Regions from separate parts of the Mus musculus genome. Here region 2 is linked to region 1. The links are chromatin loops, found by intact Hi-C in ENCODE. Cell type or tissue: heart. All regions are shown on one strand. Each heading gives the region's core, and the rest is flanking DNA. Links, peaks and the distances in the headings are about the cores only.

Region 1 (9,557 bases), core at 2,318-4,817:
GTATCTGGCCTGGTGTGTCTATTTGGAAGGCTGGTGAGTGACTAGGAAAACTGTTAGGGCAAGGTCACAACCGGAAAGAGCTAAGTTCCTTTCCTATGCTCAGGTGATGTTTGACATGATCCGAAAGAACCTAAGACACAGGCACAGAGAGAAGTGCTCCAAATAGAGTACACAGAGCATTCACTAAAATGGGCCCAGGGGTTCCCTCCATGTGGAATAATCACTGTCACTTGGGATAGGGAGAGAGAGTCCCATTCCTCAGTCTGTGTCCACCTCCCCCGCAGTACTGGTCTTGAAGCTGTGCATACAAATGCTTCAAGTTCTCTGCATTCTTGTCTCAGACATAATGAGTTCTATAGAACACTGGCGACAGGTAACTGGGACTGATGCTAGTAATTAGTGCTACAAGTATCCTTGGAAAGTGAAGACATACAAAGGTGAGGAAGTATATATACATTATGCTTTGATATGAACCTTGCCTCCTATTGAGTTCTCATCTGTAGTCAGCTAAGTATCGGGAAAAATTACAAGAGACTTTGAAATGGGCAAAGACAATTACTGTGGGACAGCCTTGTGGGGGTTGGTTGTCTCTGCGTTCTGTTTGCCTTTGAACTGTGTTAAACTCTGTAACTTGTAAAGCCCTGAGAGCGATGAAATGAACCCTGCAGATGAAGTGCAGTGGAGAGGCGACAACTATGACTTGTTTCTGTGGCCCAATCATCCACCCAGAACACATGGGCTCCTCTACAGCAGCCCCTCCTCTACCATGGACACTACACTTTTTAGCTGTGGAAGACTTTGGAAGCAGGAATTATCACAGAGACAGAGCCCCTTGGAAGACGGGGACAAGAGTTAAGATGGTAGCTTGCTTACTGCTAAGACAACCTCTAGCACAGAGGTTTGTTGCCTTGCGAGTTTGAATAGTACAGTATTTTTATGTATGTTTCTCTTCTGAATACGGTATTCACTTCGAACTAGCAGGAGAATGTCTGTTACTTTATTTAGGGATTTTGCTTGTTTGTGAAACCACATATTGTGCTATAGGGACAACTGCATTTAAAATTTATTCCCAAGATGTTTGCTTAAGAATAAGTTTAGAAAGTTTGCCATGAATAACCATTAGCTCACTTCTGTAGAACCTGGCTTCTATTTTTTTTTCCTTATTAAAACAAGCAAACAAGAAAGCAAGCAAAAAGAATAAGAAAGGAAAAAGAAAAACATTTTTACTGTTTTAATTTTTTCAAACTTTTTAATTACCTTCTAATACTAAAACTGAGATAACGGAAGGAGAGAGAGAGAGAGAGAGAGAGAGAGAGAGAGAGAGAGAGAGAGAGAGAGAGAAATTCTGAAATGTACACTTTCAGAAAACAAATAATGCTCTCAAACAGTCTGAACTTCCATCAAGTTTGGACGACTGGGATAAGCACAGATTTCAATATAATCTCACTGGGAAGGCACTAAGCAGTCTGAACTGGAAATATTCCCCTTTTTCTTTAAGAGACCAGCAGTGTGCCTCCCTCATAGGAGCTTTTGAAAAGGCTGGGTCCAATGATATTTCACTACCTGATCAACAACAGGCACAGCTCACACAGATTCCTCCAGACGTTCACAGTGCGAAGCGATGGGCATTGCACCATTCAAACAGCCAATTATCTTTAAAATGCATCTTAATTGCTGTTAACCTGGCCAATGGTTTCCTATCAAGTACATGACAATATAAGATAAGCCTACACACACACACACACACACACACACACACACACACACAGTCACCCTGGAATTAGGTAGCTGGCTTGTTCTCCATGTGGAATATATGTGCTGGACTCACTTTCCTAAGAAGTCCTCAGGAGCTGGTGACTGTGACCATCAGTGGTAAAGAAAGACCCTACAGCTCCTCGGTAGCCTCTGCTGCACCGGTTCGGTACTCGTTCTGCAGAAGAGGCCTAACTTCTGTCTTTCTTCGCCAGACCAGGAGCTGTCTATGAGCACCTGCCTCCACATCAGAACTCTGATTCGGAAATGCTACTTTTATCTGATGCTCTAGAATATCTGTCATCATCACTGCCATTTCTACGGCTCTGTTGTGAGCCAAGCACCAAGAATATGAAAGTGGGAGTGGGAGTGGGAGGAGAGCGGCTGTGCATGCCAGGAGGATGTGCTCTGGTTAGACAACAGCTTCCTCTCTTTGAATGTGCGTCATTGCCTTTGGCAGTTCCTGGACCTCAAAGCTCAGCTCTACTCTGCCAGATGAATCCCAGATTCAGCCCTGTGGAAGCTGCGTTGTGATTACAATTGTTTCACAGAGACCATAAACTGCTTCTCTTAGGAGAAACATACCGAATTGTGTTGAACTCTGACCTGTATAACTTACTACTTTCTGTGGTAGAGATAAATGCCTGTTGCTGTTAGCTCCTTTAAAAAAAATGACTTGTTAGGAACTTAAAATGTTAAGGAAAACTTATTTAGACCCCCAGAGACTCTAAAATGCACCATCTCTCTTTTTAGTGGCACCAAGCTTGATAAAAGTTGTCATGGCAACTTTGTGGAACCACGTGACCACAGGGATACAGGGCTGACTATGCTCACTCATGCATCTCTGCCTGTTGGTTGATCCAAGTTGTTTACTAAGAGTGGACTTCTCCCCTCCTGTCCAAATTCAGGTGTCAAATCTCCAGTTGTTGAGATGGTACTTGCAGGTATCTGGAGCCTTTGGGAGAACATAAGACAATGACATAGAGCTCTCTTGCATAGAATCAGTGACCTTATGAGACAACCAACCAGATGCTTTGTAGATGATGCTGTCCCTCATATCCCCACACTGCCAGGCATTGTCAACCGCATTGTGCCTTTTGACACATCCATAGGTGGTAAGCCTGGGGGTAGTGTTGCCTCCTATATGCTGCCTTCCAGTGCCAGAGGCAGCAGACGCTTCCTTACCTGAGCTGAAGGGAAAAGATCTGACTGTAGGGCTCTCACGTTCCAGAATTATTCCAGGACTCACTGTGAGGCTGTAATGCCACACACCATAATGGCACTGGTGTCAGGCAATTTGACGATGAGAACGCCATCCTAAACCACACAGGTCTTGGCGTGCTGTCCCTGACAAACACCTAACCAAATTAGGGTAAAGTTTTCCTCCATGCTGTCAAGATTCAGTGGTTACATGGCCAGCACGTGGACTTTAGAAAGGCGAAAGATGATAGAGCACTGTGATTCAGAAAGGGTAAAATAAAATCAATAGGATCACCGCTACTGATAGTGGATGACTTTACACATCTGACTTTTGTTTACCTTACCCAATATATGCCAGACCATCTGAGGGTCAAGAGAGCACTTTTCCATATGTGTGTGTGTGTGTGTGTGTGTGTGTGTGTGTGTGTGTGTGTGTGTGAAGAGAGCACTTTTCCATATATATATATATATATATATATATATATATATATATATCTTAAAAAGCTCCCCCCCAAGGCATGGCTCTGCCCATCATCTCTGCCTAGGCTTCACTCTTTACTGCAAGATTGTCTGACAAGTTGTCAGAACTGTATGAAGTTGCTTTCCAGGAGACAAGCTCCCCCTCTAAGCGCCTCCAGCCTTTTCCTTTCCTAGCTTGAGATTCCTGGGGAAATTCCAGTTTCCTGGGGTCCATTGTTTCCCTGGTCTCCGAGGCAAAGGGCGGAGCACCAGCAGCTCTTTAGAGTATCTTCCTTGTTTGCCAAGAGAATTGCTACAGGAACTATGAAATCCCACTCTTACACTTCAGGAAATGTGGACAGGGAGAGCGAATGTGCGAAGCCTCGCTATGGGGTATATTGCCGTACAGCTAAGCCAGCCAGGCCATAGGACAAGTTTGCCTTCTCCTCACCTTCTGCTTTAGAAACTACTCACAAGCATGTCTGAGATCAGCTTCCATGCTGTTTGCCACCGAGTTTTCAGTTTTCCATTTAGCTCATGCTTTAGCAGCCCTCTTGGGCCAGGCAAGGAACAGAGCATGCGCAGAGGCACACAGTTGGTTTCCCAGGGGGCCATTCGTTACCCTTCCACATAACTCTGAATCAGTGGAAGTAAAGTTATGAGAGGAAAGCTGAGGTGAGACTTCAGGGTAAAAAATGCATTCTCTCCTTCTTCAGAGAGGAATCATGGAGACAAGTCTTCTGCAAGCCAGATCCTAGGAGCCTAAGGCTAGTGTGCCTATGCAGACAGGGTGCCTCATAGGTACTCCAGGTTCTCAAGGTGACAATAAAAGCAGCTCACCAGACAGAGCTGTGGGTGGCTTCATAGAATATGAGGTAGAGAAATTTAATCTATCCTGTCCCCACTTTCACTCACTCACTAGCCGTGTAGTTCTAGTAGTCACTTAGCTTCTCTCAAACATTCATTTTGTCTGCAAGAATTATGTGGCCTGACTCACTCGTAGGTCTCTGTAGCTCAAAAGAGATTGTAAAGATGAACGCACTATTGTGAATTGAAGTGCTCGGCTTGTCTAAGGTAACATCTTCATTCACACTTGATGATCTGGCTGATTTATGTTTACAGACCTCTTTGATATGTCTCAGGGGATTCCTGGATGGCCTCACACCCTGGCAGAATTTGCTTGTCTGGCGTTTAAGACATGCTAGGAGACTCTCCTTACAAAGTTGTCTGTCTGCCTGTGGCTTCCACTTTTTCTGCATCTGTAAAAATGAATGTCTAACGTAGCTTGAGGCCAGTAAGCAAAACCCACATCCCTTTATCGCTCAGTTCTGAGAAGGAGGTCAATTTAGCAACTCCGTGAGAAAAGAACCTTCTTGGTTCCTTTTATTGCTGAAGTCATTCCCAGAGGTACACAGTGGGTCTAACCTAGTAGTCAATCCAGTAGTTCAAATGCAAAAGCAACCAAGTTTGTTGGGGTTCAATGGGTTGGACATAGAAGCAACGGTTTCTTTATAACAACCTGTGGGAAAAGTCTAGAGAGAGAATATGCCGTCATATCCCAGCCTGGCCCAGAGAAGTGCCGGGGGTGGGGGGAGGACACTGAAAACTGATGAAAGATAATGAAAAATAGAAAAAGAACCAAGGATTAGGAAAGAAAGATAATGTTCTATTTAAGAGATGAAGGGGAGGGACAAAGACCTTATCACACTGAGGCTTTTCTAACTATAAATAGTAACATGTAAGGAGCATGCTCTATGTAAGCAACCACCATCTCTGTCTCACAGCAGGGAAATGGGACACAAAGATGCTGAGCAATCTTCCCAGGAATGAGCAGCCAGTGAGGATCCATCCTGAATCCGACCCCAGATTGATGGTCTGGCTCCAGCATCCACAGTCCTAATGGCCTCAGCTATACAGAACTCTGTGTTATCCCATAAGGTCATTGTTGCATCTCTTGTAGAGTAAGTGGGAGTGAAGAGTCTGCTAGGAATCCTGCCTTCTCGGTTATCTTGAAAGGAAAAGAAAATAAGGTGGCTCCTATAGCTGTGTCCTTAGATTCCTGCTTCTTAATTTTAACTCCAGATACGAACAAGGCTTGCATGTATTTTATACGTATTAACCAGAGCATCAAGGAATATAGACTGGGCAAATTAATATAGACTTATGAATGATGGGTACAAGTTACATTTGAATAATGTTTTATAATTTATAGAGTTTGTTCAAATTAGTTTTCTCATTTGAATTTCCTAATAGCTTAGGTAAAGAAAAAAAAGTATTTTCCTATCTTAAAAATAAGCAGATGAAGCTCAGAAAGTACTCAGAGGAAGAGAAGTAGCAGCTTTGTCAACCTAAGGGCCCAGCACGTAGGGCCATATGCTTTGCCTCCTTTGACAGAGGTTTCTGTACAGATGCACACATGTGTTTTCAGAGCTTTAAGTTTTCCTTGCAGGGACAGCACAGATGTCCTGGTGATTTGGGACACTGCATGTTCTTCTAGACGACTCAGCTTTGATTCCCAGCACCCACACAGTAGTGGCTCACAATTGCCGATAACTCTAGTTCCTGGGGTTTCCATGCCCTCTTCTTGGCCTCCAAGGGCACTAGGGTGCACAGATGGCTCACATGCATACATGCAGACAGAACACACATAAAGTAGATAATACATAAATAAATAAACTTGATTGAAAAGATGTTAATTTGAGATTTATTTTGCCAGGCATATGGGTTTCTGTCATGCTTTGGCATATTTTCTGAGTTAAAAATGGCTAGTCTGGGAATTTGTTGACACAGCATGGGGACCTTGACATTATTGCTATCAAGACTCTTTGAGAAATGAGTTTTCCTACTACATCTGTTTATTTTGTATGAATCTGTGATCAATTGCCCAGACTGTAAGGCTCATTATTTTCTGCCTCTGCCGGAACCCTTGTAAAATTTCCCTATTGAGGAGTTCTATATTAGTCATCATCCTTTGCTTGAGTTTTGGAATTGTCTCACGCTATTCTCAATGACACGAAAAGAAATTCCTGCAGGGAATGCCCACAGTCCCATGCAAACAAACGAGGCAAGGGCTGGGACCCAATGACTAAGCCCCTAAGGAGTGTGTAAGTGGGAACTGATGGAAAGGATGCAGGGTTTCCTCTGAGCTTCCCAATCTTCTGCTCTTTATTTCTGTCCTAATTTCCTGCAGTCATTTCCATAGACGCTAGAAGACATAAACTTAGAAAGCAGACGTCTTCCTAGGAACAGAAAAGCACACTATACCACTTCAGGGCTAGAATCGTCTAAGTCCTTAACCTGTCTCTTTTCAATCATCCTGACTATTATGGAATACCCCTACTTACATTTTTTTTCTCATACCCATTGACCTATCACAGAAGAAATGAAAAATTCCTGGGGCCATAAAATTTCCTCCCAAGTGAATTTCTTCTCAAGGGCTTAATTGGTGTCAGGCATGTTTGCATTGCAATGGACAGCATCCAAGGAAACTCCCGGAGTGGTCAGGAAGTGCTGTTTCAGTGACTCAAAAGTAAGACTAATTCAGGTTATTCACATTTGTAATCTGCAGTGATGCATACTTTATCTAGTAATGATCAAAGATTATATTTCTCTGACACACAAGGTCTCTTTGTAACCCAATACCAGTCTCTTTCTGGTTTTCTCAGTTGTAAAAGAAAAAAGGAAGAAAGTAAGGAAGGGAGGGATGGAGGAAGGAAGGAAGGAAGGAAGGAAGGAAGGAAGGAAGGAAGGAAGGAAGGAAGGAATACAAACAACTCTGGTCCTAGCATGTTGATTTACTATCTGCAAGGAAACCAAGTATTTATATGTGACATACCCTGAAGATCAAAGGCACAAGTACATAGCATAATTAACAAAGCTGTATGGTGCTTGTGGTAAGTTGTAAAGTTACCATGGCTCATCATGTACACAGTATTCAGGGCATTTGTCTCAGCAATGGAAATAGTGTAAAATGCAACATTGCCTACAGTTTGAACAACGCAACACATTGAAGAAAGATCAGAAGAAACGTTTCAGAAGACACAAAAGAACCTGAAAGGCCACTCTCTGAGGAATGGCAGCTGCCCTAAGTGCCTCTGAGAGTCCTTGTCTGATAGTCACATTTTCACCGTGAAGTTACTTGTAGTTACACAAGTCCTTCAAGGGAGCCCTGTAGGGATCCTGCAACAGGCAGGGGTGGGAGATCTTTGGAGGAAAAGGTGTACCATTAGGCAGGAAACGAATATGCTGAGAAGAAAGAAAATAGCTTCAAGCAAAACTTTAAAAAAAAAAAAACTTTTATGTCTCTGTGGTGAGCAAGATAATGAAGGGAAAGCCCTGTCTGTGCTCAGCCTTGTGCCTGACAGAATGGAGTGATTGTGAGATCACTGGCAAAGTCCTTCTCCAAAAGTAGCTTGAGAAGCCAGGGCACATTTAGCAATCCAGGGAAGCAAACACTACAGAGCACACTGCAGCAATCCCATGACCCATGGTGAGAAGGAACAGAAAGGCACAAGCACAAGACACAGAGTCCTCAGGAGGCAGACAAGCTGGTCCTGAGCTCTGAAAGTCCCACAGATGCATGTGTAGTACAGGTAGCCTGCAGATGCCCCCCCCCCCATATGGGAGGCACTTTTTGTGGCTTTTCTCTATGTTGGGATATGGAGGACATTCACAAAATTTCACTGTTCTGGGGTCCAATTCCTTGCTCACTTTTGAGAATTAGAACAAGAGCTGTTCTACTAAGTATCACTGAAACTCACATACTTATACGCAGGCACACAGATACATACAGATTCAGACACATTCACATACACGCATACACAACCATATGTATAAACATATACATTCACATACATATACACAAATTCACATGCATACATATGAACACATTCACATACACATATATGCACACATACACACATTCACACACATGTATAATACATATACATATTTATATGTATATATTCACATACATACACATTCATATACACATATGAACACATACAAACTACATGTGCTGACACACATACATATACATATATGCACACATGTGCAATCACATGTATGGGCACAAATGCACACATATAGATGTGTGTACATACATATGCATGTACATGCACACATACATGTGTACATACACAGAGGGAATGTAGGGTTACACAAACGCTGTAGATGTGCAAGCTGTGGCCGATTTGATGCAGGGTACTTATCACCTGGTCACCCAGCTTTATTAACATTGTGACACAATGACTTTGTCATTGTATTCTACAAAGTTCAAGCTGGGGAACTGGGCAGTCAAGTTAAAAAGTGTAAAGAGGAAGTCTCATGATGAATTCAGTAAGTTTGTGATTCTGTGTTGGCAGCAATGATCACCGTCCTCAAACACACAATGGGCTGCCGCCTAGATAATCTTGAAAAGTCTAACTTGTTATCTTATGGATTCCTATAAACTTGGAGCTTTAGAAATAATTCATGTTGCCGGAAATATTAATTAAAGTGGCGCCAACCTGTGCCATACCCATCTATTTACTGTCCTGGCAGTCTATCCACCTCTGCCTCTAGGCTGGCCTCAGTAGCGACCGATTGCAGTCTTCCCAGCTCTGGTTCACTTGCCTCGGAGTCACTAGTTCCTTCTCAGCCATCTATCCCCTGTGACTAGTTGTCACAAAACCCCTTAGCCCAGTAAGTCAAAACTCTAGAAGCTTATAATCAATCAGTCAGATTTATATATCAATAAATTCTCGATTCACAAGATTCCCACACAATAATTTCAGAGCCAATTGATAAGAATATAAATTGCCCACCTAGGTAAGTCAAATTGTGTTATAATTATTCATCCCTTATAAGATATTCCTAGCTACCTGTGGCTATTTAAAGTCACTTGAAATCTGGATCATCTTATTCTTGCTAGATCTTCCTTCTTTCCTCTCCTCTGTCCTCTCTCCCTGTCTCTGAAAACTCTTAGCACTGCCTCCCTTTGCCCTGTCCAGTCACAGGCCTCTTGTTGTGTTAATATTTAAATTAATTGGGGGAAGGTTCTGCTAAACTTCACCATTTCTGTTCAAATAAAAAACAACCTTTTCTCTCAAATATAAATTGAGCATAATGATGACCATTTTGTAATTTATAACGTACAGGACAGACCT
Region 2 (9,557 bases), core at 4,657-7,156, 51 kb after region 1:
CTGCCTACCTCACTTTTGCCTCTCAGAGCCTAATGTCCCACAACTTCAGAATGAATATTTATAGAGGGAACACCTTGACACTGAGCACTATATGTGTAATTGCACCTGTGTCTTTCTCCTACACTGAATGATTCACAAAGATCAGAACTGTGAAGAGAGGGCCAAGTCGATGAAATATAAGGCTGACATCTATTGTGTCCCTATGCAATGGCAAGCCAAATGATGCTCAGACCCCATATATGCTCAGACACCAAAATATCTTTTCTTTACCATAAAAACAAACAAATAAACAAACACCAAGCAGTGACCTCTAGTGGCTAGTGGCGAGGTAGGATGGAAAATAAAAGCAAAGGGGAGTTTAGAAGGAAAAGTCTTCTAAACAAAACTAAACCCTTACAATGTTTACTTTTTATTGTCAACTTTATTGGATTCAGCATTTCCTTATAGACAAATACTTCCAAAGCATGCCCCTGAGGGTGATTATGAAGAGGTGTAACTGGGGAGGGAAGATCTGCCCTAAGCAGGCAACACCATCTCATGGACTAGGATTCCAGACTGGATAAAAAGGAGGAAAAAAAAAATTCCTAAAATGAATGTCTGCACTCATCTCTCCAGTTCCTGAATGTGGATGCAGTGTGATCAGCCACATCATACTCCCCAACCAGTTCCCGACTATAGATGCAATGTGACCAGCAGCATCACACTGCCACACCAAGCCTTCTCCACCATCATATAGATCCCCAGGATCAAAATGAAGCCTTTTTTTTCTTAAGGTACTTCTGTCAGGCATTTTCTTATAGCTGCGGGACAGTAACTAGTACCACCCTCAGCAATTATCACACAGATACATTTACTGAGAATTTTCTCTCAGACTTGTACTTTAGTATTTCATTGATTCCAACTATGAAACAGATATGATAGCCATAGCATTTGTGCAAGGAGATCTTGGAATGCTGACTAGTTGAAATAACTTGCCAAAGCTGGCAGAGAAGTCAGAATTACATTACAAGTCTATGTCCAGAGTTGACCACCAGCCCCTGGCTAGATGAGGCTGTAAGGATAAGGTCCAAGCTTCACTCATCTCTGTTTAACTCATAGCCAATTGGCCTGAGTCCTAGGCAGCATGTACTAACTTCATGCAGGAAGAGGCATGGTCAAAAACACCAGGAAAGGGTAATTTTTATTTGAAAATGTTCGTGCATGAAAGGAAAAGCCAGCTTAGAAGGGGACAAGTAACAACAGTAGTCTCAGTGCAACAAAAGAAAGAATGTCACATTCTATATGTTTGGAATTCACAGCGTTAAGTTAAAAGAGTATTTTGAAGAAGTTTTGAGAAGTCAAAGCATAGAAAGCGGTTGGAAGGTTCCTGAAGATCTTTTGTTCTGACTTGCTTTTTGTGTAGAGGCTAAGCTGAAGAGGGCCAGTTGGGGCGAATTCTTAAAAGTGTGTAAGTAGATGGTCCATAAGTAAAGCAATTAGAAGCCAGAGTGTCTGGGCAGTTCCCCACTATAGCTCTGGGCAGTGTCTGCACTCCTGTCTCCTGTCTAGTTCTTTTCTCCTGGGCAGACAGTTCCACTCTCAGAGTTGTCGTCATGTGGCTTCCTCTTCTTCCTGCCTTCTCCAGAATGCTTATGTGCTATAATTAGCTCCTTCTCCGAGTGACTTCTCATCTTCTTTCTGACATTTAAAGAAAACGGAAGGAAGTGAAAGCTAAGAAAATAAAAATGAGTATGCAGGCTTGTAACAGACAATTAAGCACATTTCCAGGGTAGCCTGGACTTTAGACCTTTAGATACTTTCAAGTTGATGGGAGCCAGAACTGTATTTCATGATTCGTTGTTATTTAAAATATGTTTACTACCATAATGTATGCATAACTGATTGTCAATGACCCAATTCCTTAGAGGCACTGCACATTGCATTTTGTAGCAATAGAATCATCATCACTACCTATTAGAATAAATAAACATGGGTTAAATCCTAGCATTCATGGTTGGCATTACCAATAGTGGAGTACCCTACACTCACTCTTGCAAATGATTAAATAAGTCAGAAGGGGAGCCTGAGAAACAAGTTACTGTTGCGTGATTGTTCTATTGCCTAACACAGAAAACTTCCCTAACTTAGGCTGGTAGAAAGGAATGATTCCAAGAACTCCCTATGTGCTTTGTGAAGTGGAGATGGATGGTCAGGTTTTTTTCTTTTTAGTACTTTATGCTGTCTCTCTAGGGAAATACTAAGTTATTGAATGTTAGGATGAAGACACACCTCTGCTGCTCTCCACACTCAGCTAGGCAGTCTCTCCATGATTCGATAGAGAGCGAAAGCTGTTTGCACAGTGAGACCTGTGCTCCCGTGTATGGCCCAAGGCTTCTTCCTTGCTGGAACACTGTTAGGACTTTAAAACATTTTTTAGGTTGTAAATTTGGAATTATAACTTGGAACCCACAGCCAGGAAGTTTTAGTTTTTGTGACATTCCAGTGGTACCACCTCCCAGCTTTCTCAGTAATATTCTTCTCTTGTGAAAGGCTAGAAGTGACTTCAACATAAACCATTATATTTCACAGTTTTTACATTCCTTCTACAAATAAAGTGCAAACCGTTTTGCATAAGATAGTTTCTTTATAAATATAAGTAAATAATATGCCAACTCCTTTGCATGTTAGGTTTCTTCATGTCCTTTGTTATAGGTTCTAGCATAGTTGCATAAATACAGAGGAAAAAAACATTTGCTCATAGGGCACCCTATTTATCAAGTTACCCACATCCTTCTGTGGTTCATTGTGAAGAGCTAAAACCCAAACAAAACCTCCCACCACGTCATCCAGGTCTGTTGGTCCTCACACTTAGGTAGCACATCCTAAGCCCACTGTAAATATGAACTCATTTCATCCCTAAGAATGAATAGACCATTACCCAAGTGTGGTTCATATAAAAACAAGGCTCGGGCATTGACGCTATGCTAAGGCTGTGTCACTAGAAATTTTGTGACAACAGAGGGGAATTCAAAAACAATCAAAAGGTCTCTTGAATTGCTCATCAGTGTCTCCATCAACACATTTGACATGCCATCTGTGACCCTCCTGAAGGGTCATTTACAGCCATCATAAGCTAGGATTTTTACATGACAGAAAACTTAGACTGTTCCTATATATTGAAAATCAAAGGTTAGAAACCTCTCATTCTATGATCAAGTTCAATGAGTGAGAGTTTATATACTAAAAAAACCTTTCTTTGTAGGAGTTAATAACTTCACATATCATTATTAATATCAGGGGGGCTTTCTGAAATCAAATGAGAAGATTTCACTTTTCTTTGACAGGTACAGTTTTCCTTTCTCAGTTTAAAGTCTATAGTGAAGGTAGTTGCAGGTTTGTCAGTCTAATCCACCTGGTTTAAGATTTTATTATGATGCCCATGAAATCATCCACACAGAGAAATGAAAGCATGGAGCACTACTTCAATGTCTCTGTGTAACATCAGTATGCACATGGGATTAGTGCAGCCTGCAGCTGGGTCATTTGTTCCAGGTAATTATCATATCTGTTCAGTTGAAATAATTCAGATGAAGATTCAACTTTTATTTCCCCATGGATTCTGATCCTTACTCTTTCTTTTTCTGAGTCACCATCACCTCTAAAAATCTGCTGATCATCACCAATGAAGGCTGTTTCTTCTCTTAGATGTCGTAACGATAGCAAAAGAATTAGTTTGTATATGCCTTGAAATTTTATAAGTATTCCCACAGATTCCCCTCAGAAATCCTCCCTGGAAGATTTGACTATTTTTAAGTGGCAGTGGCTACCCCAAGGATGCTTGTAAAGAAGAGCACACATGGCTCTCCTTCCAATAGTTGCAAGTAGAATTTTCTGGTTTTAGCAGAGACACATTTGTGACTTGTCATTCAGTGTAGCTTCTTTTTACAATGCAGCTCTTTTACATGTTATAGGTACTTTTGATGACTCTTATCTCCATCACTCTTTAACATCATTTTTAGTTCCTTCACATTCACTCTTTTGTCTTAAGTCCTTTCTTCTTCTAAATCTTACTCTATGTAGTGTTGGATATATTATCTTGCAATATACTTTCAAAACAAATCTCAAATCTCATTCTTTTTAGCTTTTCCACTCTTGCCCCTATCTAAGCATCATAGTTTATCTAGTTCTATGAATAGCTCCCTCTGGAGAGACACATGATAAATACTGCAGTGATCTTTTAAATACAGCCACCTACATCTAATCAGTCACCACCTTTAATGCGAAAGTCAAGGTGAGATACACCATTCTGTTGTTTAAATCCCCCAATGGCTTCCTGTTGACCTCAGAATGAAGTCCAAACAGATGAGCTGCATCTTCTCCAAACTCACCAAGGCACCTCCTTGCACTTCAGCCACATTGACCTTCTCATGTACCTCTGATGCGCCAAGTTCTTTTCCATTTTTTTGGAACATTAAATTTCAAGCAGAAAATTAACCCTCTATTTACCACAGAGGTAAGACTTTGTGTGGCCATACTTTGTTAGTTGTACTGTTTTTGATTTAACACATTCTGTAAGGACTTTCACACATTGATCTAATCCAATACTTTCAAATCCAGTGTGAGAGCATCTATCTTACTCTAGTGTTGGATATATTATTAGCTTCAAGCCAAGCTCTTGCCCTTGACTTTGTGATGTTGGGCTGGAACTCTGAAAGCTCTCTTTCTGAAAAATATAGTATGTATTCACTTATAAGTAGATATTAGCCATTAAATGATAACCAAGCTATAATCTGTAGATTCAGAGAGAAGTTAGATAGTGGGGTCTAGAGGGATACATGGGTCTCCCCAGGAAAGGGAAATAGAATAGATTTTACAGATGAAACTGAGGGAGGGTGGGGACAGGAACAAGAGAGATCAGGTAGGAGACAGACGGTTTGTGTAGTTAGAAATGGCTTAAATCAGGGGGCATTTGGGAATGGTATGAAAACCTAGTGCAATGAAAATTTCCTGAAATCCATGAAGGTGATCCTAATTAGGACTTTTAGTAATGGAAGATATGGAGCCTCAACTGGCCGTCTTTTGTAGTGAGGTAAGGATTCCAGTGGAGGGACTAGGTTGTACTTAATTGAGTTGTTGACCAAGAGGGTCCTATGGAAATCCCCAAGCTGATGCTAAGACATAGGGGTTGTTCTCTGCAAACTGAAATGTGGGCCTCACTGCTCAGGACAGCATTCATTCAAGTCATTGAACATGGAGACGTCAAGCAGGTGCCTACCTGGAGCCTTCGTCCCTACATTCCAGTCTCTTTTGTGCAGGAAGGTACTCTGTAGACTACCCAAAGAAAAATGTGGACAGTAACACAGTCACAAAACTTTTCACGTACAATCTGTCCTGCCTGCAAAATATGATAGGGCAATGATGGCACAGAAGTTACAGGAGTAACCAACCAATGCCTAATATGACATAAGGCTCTCTCCATGAGAAGGAACCCATACTGATGTGTTAGAATAGCAGCTTGCATCTGAACACAGCATACCAGGCCAAAACAGTTCCACTTGTAAGAGGTTTATTAGGAGAGAGAGGGGGAAGGTGGCAGCAGAAAGAAAAGGAGGGGGAGAGAGGGGGGTACAGAGAGAGAGGGAGGGAAGGGGCATTCTCCTTTTATATATATGAATAATGACGTAACACAGATAAAGGTGGGAGGTGAGCTAAGTGAATTCTGGGAATATGGTGGCTGTTGTCTTGGCAACAGGTCTGCAGGTCCCACCTATGTGATGTCACAGGTTTCAGAGGTCCTGATACCAACACATACCCCATACTGCTTGAGTGACCAAGAATCAGAGATTAGATAGCCCAGAGACTTAGGATTAAACCAAACACTACCCATCTAAAAAAAAATCAATAAATTGATTTTTAATGATATTCTGCTATACTCATAGATCAGTGCCTTACCTAGTTATTATCAGAGAGGTTTCCTCTAGCAGCATATGGGAGCAATGCAGAGACCCATAACCGGACATTTCACAAAGAGAGAATCTAAATTGGAGGTCTCCATCAAATCCCTCTTGTTTTTGTTAGCTGGTTTTGTGTGTCAACATGACACAAGTTAGAGTCATAGAGAGGAAGAAGGCTCTGTGGAGGAGCGCCTCCATAAGACCCAGCTGTAAGGCATTTTCCTCAATTAGTGATCAATTCGGTGAGGAATTGGGGGTGGTGCCATCCCTGGTGGCCCTAGATTCTATAAGGCAGCAGGCTGAGCAAGCCAGGAGAAGCAAGCCTGTAAGCAGCCCCCCTCCATGGGCTCTGCGTTAGTTCTTGCCTACGGGTTTCAGCTCTGCTTGAGTTCCTGGCCTGACTTCCTCCAATGATGGGCGATAATCTGGAAGTGTAAGCCAAATAAACTCTTTCCTCCCCAACTTGCTTTTCTGCCATGGTGTTTTGTCACAACAAAAGAATCCCTACCTAAAACACCTCTCCTCAGAGCTCAGGACATCTCTCAGGAGGCAGAAGTGTGTAAGAGTCAGAGGGGATAAAGAGCAACAGAAAACGCAGCGCTCTGACTCAATTAAGCAAGGCTCATAAGAATTCACAGAGACTGAAGCAGCAAACACAGGGCCTACATGGGTTTACACCAGGTCCTCTGCATATGTATTATAGCTATTAGCTTAGTATTTTTATGGGACCTCTATGAAAACAAGAGAGTCTCTGACTCTTGTGCCTGCTCTTAGGACTCTTTTTACTGTTGGGTTGCTGTACCCAACTTTGATATGAAAGTTTTTGCTTCATCTTATTTTATCTTATTTTGTCATATCTGGTTGTGATCTCTTAGAACCCTATTCTTTTGTAACAAGAGACACAAGGGGAGTAGACCTGGAGGGGAAGGAAAATGGGGAAAATCTGGGAGGAGTAGAGGGAGGAAAAACTATAGTCGGGATGTATTATATGAGAAAAGAATAGATTTTCAATAAAATTATGTAATTATGAAAGAAAGAAAGAAAGAAAGAAAGAAAGAAAGAAAGAAAGAAAGAAAGAAAGAAAGGAAGGAAGGAAGGAAGGAAGGAAGGAAGAGGAAGGAAGGAAGGAAGGAAGGAAGGAAGGAAGGAAGGAAGGAAGGAAGGAAGGAAGGAGGAAAGAAAGCAAAAGAAAGGAAGGAGGAAAGAGAGAGAGACAGACAGTCAGAGAGAGAGAGACAGAGACAGAGACAGTGAGAAAAGAAAGCCATCTTTTACCCGCGCTGGCTTCCTGTTGAGTTCTGCCCTGTCATTGTATGGTCAGGCTCTCACTTGCACCTGTGTGCTATACAAACAGAATCTCTTGGCAGTTTCAGGGCCGAGAGGTGGGGGAAGATTGCACACATACACACCCCTTACTTCCCTCAGTCTATAGTAGAAAAGGCAGGCTGAATTCTGAGTCTTCTATTTCCTGGCAGACAGGCCCATTGTCACATACTATACAGGAAGGCAATCTAGATCCCAAATTTCCATACATGGTACTCATTTGCATAATGATGATACATACTGAGAAACATTGTAGCACCTTCTCTAACTTGAGACATATCACATGCTTGCTATACTGTTTCAAATGAACACAATAACTTTGTGAGATTAGAAAGCAACACTGAGACCCCACCCTCCCCTAAGAAGGAGCACTGCCCAGCTGCTGGCCTTAATTGACTTAAACTGTTGGGGAAAATGGGAAGAATCCGGGAGTTAAGCCGAGGCAAGCCTCACAGCCTAGTACAGAGCTGCTGTTGCCTGCCAGACACAGCACAAAGATCTGCACAGGGATGAACACAAGGCCCGTACCCAGAGTATCCCAGATGTGTGTGCAGCAATAGCGCTGAAGGTTTCAATTAAGAATTGCGGACTTTGGGGAATGTGTTCACAGGTCTCTAGAAGTCTGTAAGTCCTAGCTGTATTTACTAAATGTTTATATAGTATTTAACGGGTTGGCATTTTTCTAAGGACAGTATGACTCTTAGCTTAGTTAACCTTCATTTTAAAAGGGTACAAGACAGGTCCCACTAGTGCTATGCTCTCAATGATGAAGAAACGGAAAGAGAACAAGGCTGTGGGACCTGTTCAAGGTCAGGATGCTCCCTAAGGTGAAGTTAGTTATGATTCAGCCCTGGAAGCCTGGCTCTCCCGACCCAAGCCTCTAAGAGTAGATTAGGATGAGAGCCATGTGCCATTTCAGTAAGATAATTTGAAATCAGCCAGCTTAGGGACCACGGTGTCTTCCTAACTGTGGACCTCCTTTTACACAAAGACGGCAGACAGAATAGATAATAACAGCATGGACCCTCCAGGTCTGAGTTCCAGACTCTGACCAAAGTCACACACAGGTGTGGTAGGCTAGAGCTCAACTCCTGGCCACCACAGCATGCTTTTACATGATTAAATTCCCCTCTGGTGATCTCAGCCCTTAATGTACTACACAAATACTTCCCAGACACCAACCAATTGGAGCTCTCTAAGCAAATGCACTCAGGGAACTAGTTTTTCCACTTCTGTGAAGGTTGTCTTCATTTGCATGGGCTCTTCCCTTATCTGGGAGGGCAGTCGGCCACAGTCCTCCTGGACATTATCTGTGCTCCAAGATCAATGTCAGGTTCTCTGCCCCACAGGGTCAAACTGCATCTAGATTCTTTCTCTTCTTGTACTGGTTGAGACAAAAGGACAAATAATTTTCCGTTTCTTCCTTCTTTTGCTTTGTCCACCACAAAGTCTCCATGACCCAAGTATAACCTGATTTTTCTAACTTTGTTTTTTGTAGTAGAACTAACAAAATTTGCTGTCTTTCCCGCCTCCTAACTTTTGGTCAAGGTTATCTACTCAATAACTAAAGCCTAAACTCAAATGTGATGTCGAATGCTTTTCTCTACTATGTGGACAAAGTGACTTTGCTACACTTCACAAAAGGCTGAAGACACTGAAGTGCGCCTCCTCGAGGCCAACAGCTTGAGGGTTATGGGGAAACACAAGTTTTTGTTTTCAGTTTTGTATTGTTTATTTCTGAGACAGGGTGTCATACATACAACTTGGGCTGGCCTCAAACTCATTATATAGACCAGGATTACCTTGAATTCTGATCTCCTGCTGAAGCCATAGAAACTGAAGGATCCCTTTGTGCTCCTCGAGGGTTACTAGGGAAATTGGAGCATCCCACTTTTGAGTTCTTAGTCTTATTGATAAAATAATTTAGAAACAGACTCTCAGAAAAGCTCACAATTTTATTAGAGTTTGAGAAAGAACAACAAAGGAGGTGAGCTGTGATTCTTTTATTTATTTATTTATTTTAATTAGGTATTTTCTTCATTTGCATTTCAAGTGCTATCCCAAAAGTCCCCCAGACCCTCCACCCCCCCCCCACTCCCCTACCCACCCATTCCCACTTCTTGGCCCTGGCATTCCCCTGTACTGAGGCATATAAAGTTTGCAAGACCAAGGGGCCTCTCTTCCCAATGATGGTCGACTAGGCCATCTTCTGCTACATATGCAACTAGAGTCCAGAGCTCCGGGGTACTGGTTAGTTCATATTGTTGTTCCACCTATAGGATTGCAGACCCCTTCAGCTCC

The links. Hi-C counts contacts between places; a loop is a spot of excess contacts. Peaks named below come from ENCODE experiments on the same cell type or tissue, not always from the same donor. Only the 100,000 strongest peaks of a DNase experiment are listed, where the experiment ranks them.
Region 2: it touches region 1 in a loop (4-fold over the local background); 5 of 42 quality-filtered maps call a loop at or near these places.

Annotation. Positions count from the first base shown.
Region 1 is chr10:19,120,239-19,129,795 of GRCm38, forward strand. No RefSeq gene overlaps it. Among named protein-coding and RNA genes, the nearest start is that of Gm20139, 17 kb to the right of the region's middle. In heart, for the core only: no CTCF peak of the experiment used is centred there; a DNase peak (open chromatin) is centred at 3,663.
Region 2 is chr10:19,169,166-19,178,722 of GRCm38, forward strand. The region is part of intron 2 of Gm20139 (predicted gene, 20139); the gene reads left to right. Among named protein-coding and RNA genes, the nearest start is that of Gm20139, 32 kb to the left of the region's middle. In heart, for the core only: no CTCF peak of the experiment used is centred there; no DNase peak of the experiment used is centred there.